2 separate regions of the Homo sapiens genome follow, and region 2 is linked to region 1. A link is a loop called in an ENCODE intact Hi-C map of the cell type or tissue named here. Cell type or tissue: Caco-2. All regions are shown on one strand.

Region 1 (2,500 bases):
AGCATATAGAGTTAAACGACAGGAGATGCAACAAGGGGACTCAGGTACTGACTGGTTTAAGGCTCAAGAGATATCCCTTGAGCCAGTTTCCTCATCTCTAAAACAGAGGATAGACCCAGATGACCTGCTATGGTTGACTACTGGTGCAATGCTGTAGAGCAGATCTTTAGAATTTACTCATCTTGCTCAACTAAAACTTTATGTCCTTTGATTAGTAACTCTCAAACTCTCCCTGCCCTTGAGACCCTGCCAACCATCATGTCACTGATTGTATAAATTTGGCTACTTTAGATTTGTTTTTTTGTGACTTCCTTATTTTACTTTGCATAATGTCCTCCAGGTTCATCCATGTTGTCATATATTGCAGAATCTCCTTTGTTTTACAGGCTGAATAGTATTCTACTGTACGTACATATCATGTTTTTTTATCCAATCATTTATTGATGAACACGCCTTAACCTTTTTCAACTGCACAATTTATCTTATTTCCCAAAGGTACTTCTCAGCCCAGCAACAACTTCCATTTTACAAAGACGTGCCTCCATACACACACCTATATCATAGACAACTCATTTGCTCTGCAGTTTTTCTGTGCCTGCAAAACGGCTCCAAACTTAGGCCACTTTAACAAATGTGGCTTCCCTGAGTTCTATGACCATTCCAATGTGATCATTTCACAGCAGCACAGTTCTAGAAGAGCTGCTACCTGGGAACCTCTGGCACTTCCAAGCAGACTGGCTCTCTCATGGAACTAGCCATCATTTGGAGAGCTGAACTTGGCTTCTTCGGTAAATGTTACAGCTGCTATTTGAAGAGCAAAAGAAAGAAACCACAGGGATAACTTAAGAGGGGAGCACAAGTATTTGGAATGGTGAGGGGAGATCCTGACCAATTAGGAGAAACATGAAATAGATTTGAAAGGCTTGGGATTTTCTAATTATTGCTGCCTACAACTCTACTTCTTGACAGTAGCATTTCTGACCCAAACAGCAAGATGGGAAACCCAGCTCTAAAGTAACTAAACATGGCTGTAGTACAAAATATTATACTGTACATTAGGTAGAAACAGAGCAGTTATAAAGGACCCATAGTGCTTCTGAACAAGTTTTTCAGCTGCACTGCACATTTACTGCCTTAGATATCACAGCAGGTTTTCACTCCAAACCACCTAAGTATGTAGATTTTTAAACACCACTTAAACGATCTTCTGCCAAAAGAATTAAATTACCATTTATAGCCTATTCCTCTATTAAAAATTAATGAATTTACTAGCTCGTAGGATGGAGGCCTTCATTTGTTTTATAAAAAAAAGCTTTGATCTGCAATTCTCCAAGGCTGTGATTGTTTTTATTCTTCAGTTCTTCTCATTAAAAATAAATACCTCCGTTCTCTAAGATACACCTGCAAAGCACTTAAAATACCCATTTGAAGAACAGGAAACCTATTTTAGTTTCCCTGCTAAAGAATCTACTGTTTAAAGTGCTTCTGCAATGGGAAAAGCTCTTTTCTTCAGTACCCAGGCACCATTCTGGGTGGTGAAGGACCAAAATCCAAGGTTTGCACCTAATCACTATTTACAGAGCAAGCTCAAAGGGCAGCTTCTTAAAGCTGAAGATCTAAGCTGTAATCAGAATTCCACACATACTGTCTTTTGTTCAAGAGGGAGTAATGAGTCAACTTGAAGTCAGTTTGATGCATTGAATACTTCAGGCTACACACCTAATGCAGTCTAAACTACCAGGAGTCGCTTTTCTCTAACAGATGCCACAAGCGTTAATAGCAAAAGGCAAATGAGCTCTTAGTGTATAACCAAAAGATGGCTGGCAACAGCTATAGTTTTCTTCTATGCTATCCTATGGTAAAATGCTCTTAACTGTGGCTTAAATGTGTTATGTATTATTAAAACAAGAGAAATGTGAAGCTTTTCTAAGTGAACTAGTTATCAGAGACTACTGCTAACTCAAGCATGGTCCTTCAGGAAAACAACTACACCAAAAGCACATACTATATTTGAATAACACCATCCAGTCCACTCAGTTACCATGTGCAGATTACATAGAGAACTGAATGAACAAACGGGATAAGTTGGAGTCATTCCCTCCGTGCATATAAGAAGGTTCTCAAAGCTATTTCCAGGACTTCGGCATTCACATCCCATTACGCACTGCTCGATTATCCAGGCTTCTGCAACATGAAATTTGGAATAATCAAAAACCCTGGACTGATCCTATCACTGGCAGTGATTGCCTAGAGGTCGATAGAAAAGACTTGAACCCTGAATTTTTCCAATCCACAGACACTGCATACTGAACCTCTGCAATAAATCAACTGCCAGAATGACAAAGCATCACTGGCAATGTGTATCCCCACTGCCAAAACTGGGGAGAGTTTCGCATTAGGAACTGTCTTCTGATCTAAAGCTTCAGGTCAACAGAAAAGGGAAGGCAGTCAGTCTCCAGGGAGAGAGAGGGAGTCACGCTGTTTTAAGCAGCAGTTTTTA
Region 2 (2,500 bases), 120 kb before region 1:
GGTGTTTCATACACTTATTTAATTCAGTGTCATCTTCCAACCCAGGCTGTGATTACTGCTCCCATGCTTCAGGTGGGGGAACTAAGGCTCGGAGAGCCTAAGCAACAGGCCAGAGTCAAGAAGCTGAGTTGAGAAAGAACTGGAGTTCAAACACGAAGCTATCCCCCTGCTATGGACCAAATGATACCCTCCCTACACCCCTGCCAAACTCATATGTTGAAGCCCTAACCCCACTTTGTGGCTACATTTGGAATTATGAGGAGGTAGTTAAGGTTACATGAGGTCATAAGAGTGGGGTCTTGGTCTGATAGGATTAGTGTCCTTAGGAAAAGAGACACCTCAGATCTCTCATGCTGGTCTTCGCATGTGATCAGTGGAAAGGCCACATGAGGACAAAGCAGCCATCTAGCAGCCAGAAGGAGAGCCCTCACCAGAAACTGAACACTGCTGGAATCTTTATCTTGAACTCTCCAGCCTCTAGAATGATGAGAAAATAAAGGTTTGTTGTTTAAGCCACCCATTCTGTGGTATTCTGTTACAGCAGCCCAGCTGACTGACACACCCATTTTAAAGCTCTTTGCCACCACTTTGCCTCATGGGCTGGGAAGTTTCATTCCCCATCAATTTCTGCAGCAAAAGCTTCCTTTTGATCCTCCTCGTCTTTTATTGTCTCCTTATTAGTGACATCCATATGAATGAAATGTATGATGCTGCAGGAGGCTCATCATAATTTAACAGGAATTAATGTCCTCTTATTATAAAGGACCCTACAAGCCGCTGCTTAATAGTCAGCAACAACTGGAATTAATACGTGTCAGATGAACATCAAGAAAAATCCATTTATGACCCCAAAGTCATGAAATTTAGCATAATTACACATGCTCTTGTTTGGGTAATTTTTTCTCTCCTCATTAAATTAGGTGCCTACATTAGATTTCAGTCTGATCGGTCTTGACTAGTTACATTTATGTAATCAAGGGCATTTCCTCTCAAATCAACCCAAAGTTACACAGGCAAACTACAGTAAATGCATGAACTGAAGCAAAGGTACAAGTGCTGAAAAGCTTAGAAAATTCATTCTTAATATTTATTCATGTTACCCCTCAACAAATATTTATAGAACACTTACTATGTTGTAGTCAGTGTTGTCGGTGTTTAAGAGATGTATGAAGTGAAAAGGCATAATTCTAAGAATCTCTTCAAGAACTGTGCTTGCCTTCCCCCTCACTACTGCAGCTCCAGTCTTTAGCATACCGGAGCCTCCATCACAATGGGGAATAAAAAAAACTCATTCTCTCGAAAATATCCCGTAACTGTTCAAAGTCAATCTCCATCTCCCTGGCTTTCTCTTGTTAACATAGTTTGCCCCCACTACCCTCTTGTAGTACCTCCTTAAAGAATTTTCCTATCTAATAAAATCACCTGGCTTTAAGCCTAAGCAGAGATAGTACAAGGTTGGTATCTGGCAGCTAGAACAATTGAGTTTCACCTTAAAACAAGTTTAGCCTCTCATAGCCCCTTTCTGTTGTGGTCTTTATGGGTCAACCCTTCTAAGATATTAAGAAGAAAACCTTAAAAGGCACTGACTTGACAGTATCATGATAAAAACAGAGTCCCCTTCATGCTCTGTAGAGTGGATTCCTCATCTGGCCAGGAAGAGGGTAGAAACCTGGATCTGTCTAGTGTTTGCCTGCTAGGATGCCTTTATCTGATCCACCTTGGGAGATTTCAGTCACCTGGGTTTCAGAGATACCTGCAATCTGGACATTGGGTAACTAGTATGATTTGCTGTTACTGGTTCCTGGAAAGGAGTTGAAATCTAAATGTTCCTCCAGGCCAAGTGCACACAGAGCACCTCACTGGAAGAATCTGAGTCACCTCATCCTTCTGAAACAATTCTGGAAGTCTACCACCATCTGCACAGCTTTCGTGGCAGCAAATTAATCCAGGTGACGAAGCAAAGATATCAGATTAGTTCAGGGAGAGGAGAACACCTTGGTTCCCTTGGTTACTCCAGTTTAGGAGGCACTAAGGCATTTATTTAAGAAAGGAACACTTACTTATAAAGGAATTTTTAAGGACTCTTTATGTGCTAAAAATACAATCAGAGAGGAAGTGTATAAACTGCTACTAAAATACAGTTTTATCAGAGCCTGGGGTAACACAAGGAATCAGAAATAAAGTATATCTAGTTCTCTAATAACCCCTAAAATAGCTTATTTCCCAGAGAGCAAGACAATCTCCATAGGAATGTTAAGACAATGTGATAGAAAGTATGGCTCAAATGGTAAAAGAGTCTCTTTTTAAAAATTCTGCTGCTGCCAGATTAAAAAACAAAAACTGAACTCATAGTGGAAACTAGGAAGGATATATAAGGAACACTGTATCAATCAAAACAAAAACTGAACTCATAGTGGAAACTAGGAAGGATATATAAGGAACACTGTATCAATCAAGCACACGTACTTATGAACCAAGGAATGAAGATTTTTCTCAGCTT

The links. A loop is a pair of places that touch in the nucleus more often than their neighbours do. Peaks named below come from ENCODE experiments on the same cell type or tissue, not always from the same donor. Only the 100,000 strongest peaks of a DNase experiment are listed, where the experiment ranks them.
Region 2: it touches region 1 in a loop (1.8-fold over the local background); 1 of 110 quality-filtered maps calls a loop at or near these places.

What each region holds. Positions count from the first base shown.
Region 1 is chr11:92,286,026-92,288,525 of GRCh38, reverse strand. The region is part of intron 1 of FAT3 (FAT atypical cadherin 3); the gene reads right to left. Among named protein-coding and RNA genes, the nearest start is that of FAT3, 62 kb to the right of the region's middle. In Caco-2, no CTCF peak of the experiment used is centred here; a DNase peak (open chromatin) is centred at 1,555.
Region 2 is chr11:92,406,046-92,408,545 of GRCh38, reverse strand. All of the region lies in intron 2 of FAT3 (FAT atypical cadherin 3), which reads right to left. Among named protein-coding and RNA genes, the nearest start is that of FAT3, 180 kb to the right of the region's middle. In Caco-2, no CTCF peak of the experiment used is centred here; no DNase peak of the experiment used is centred here.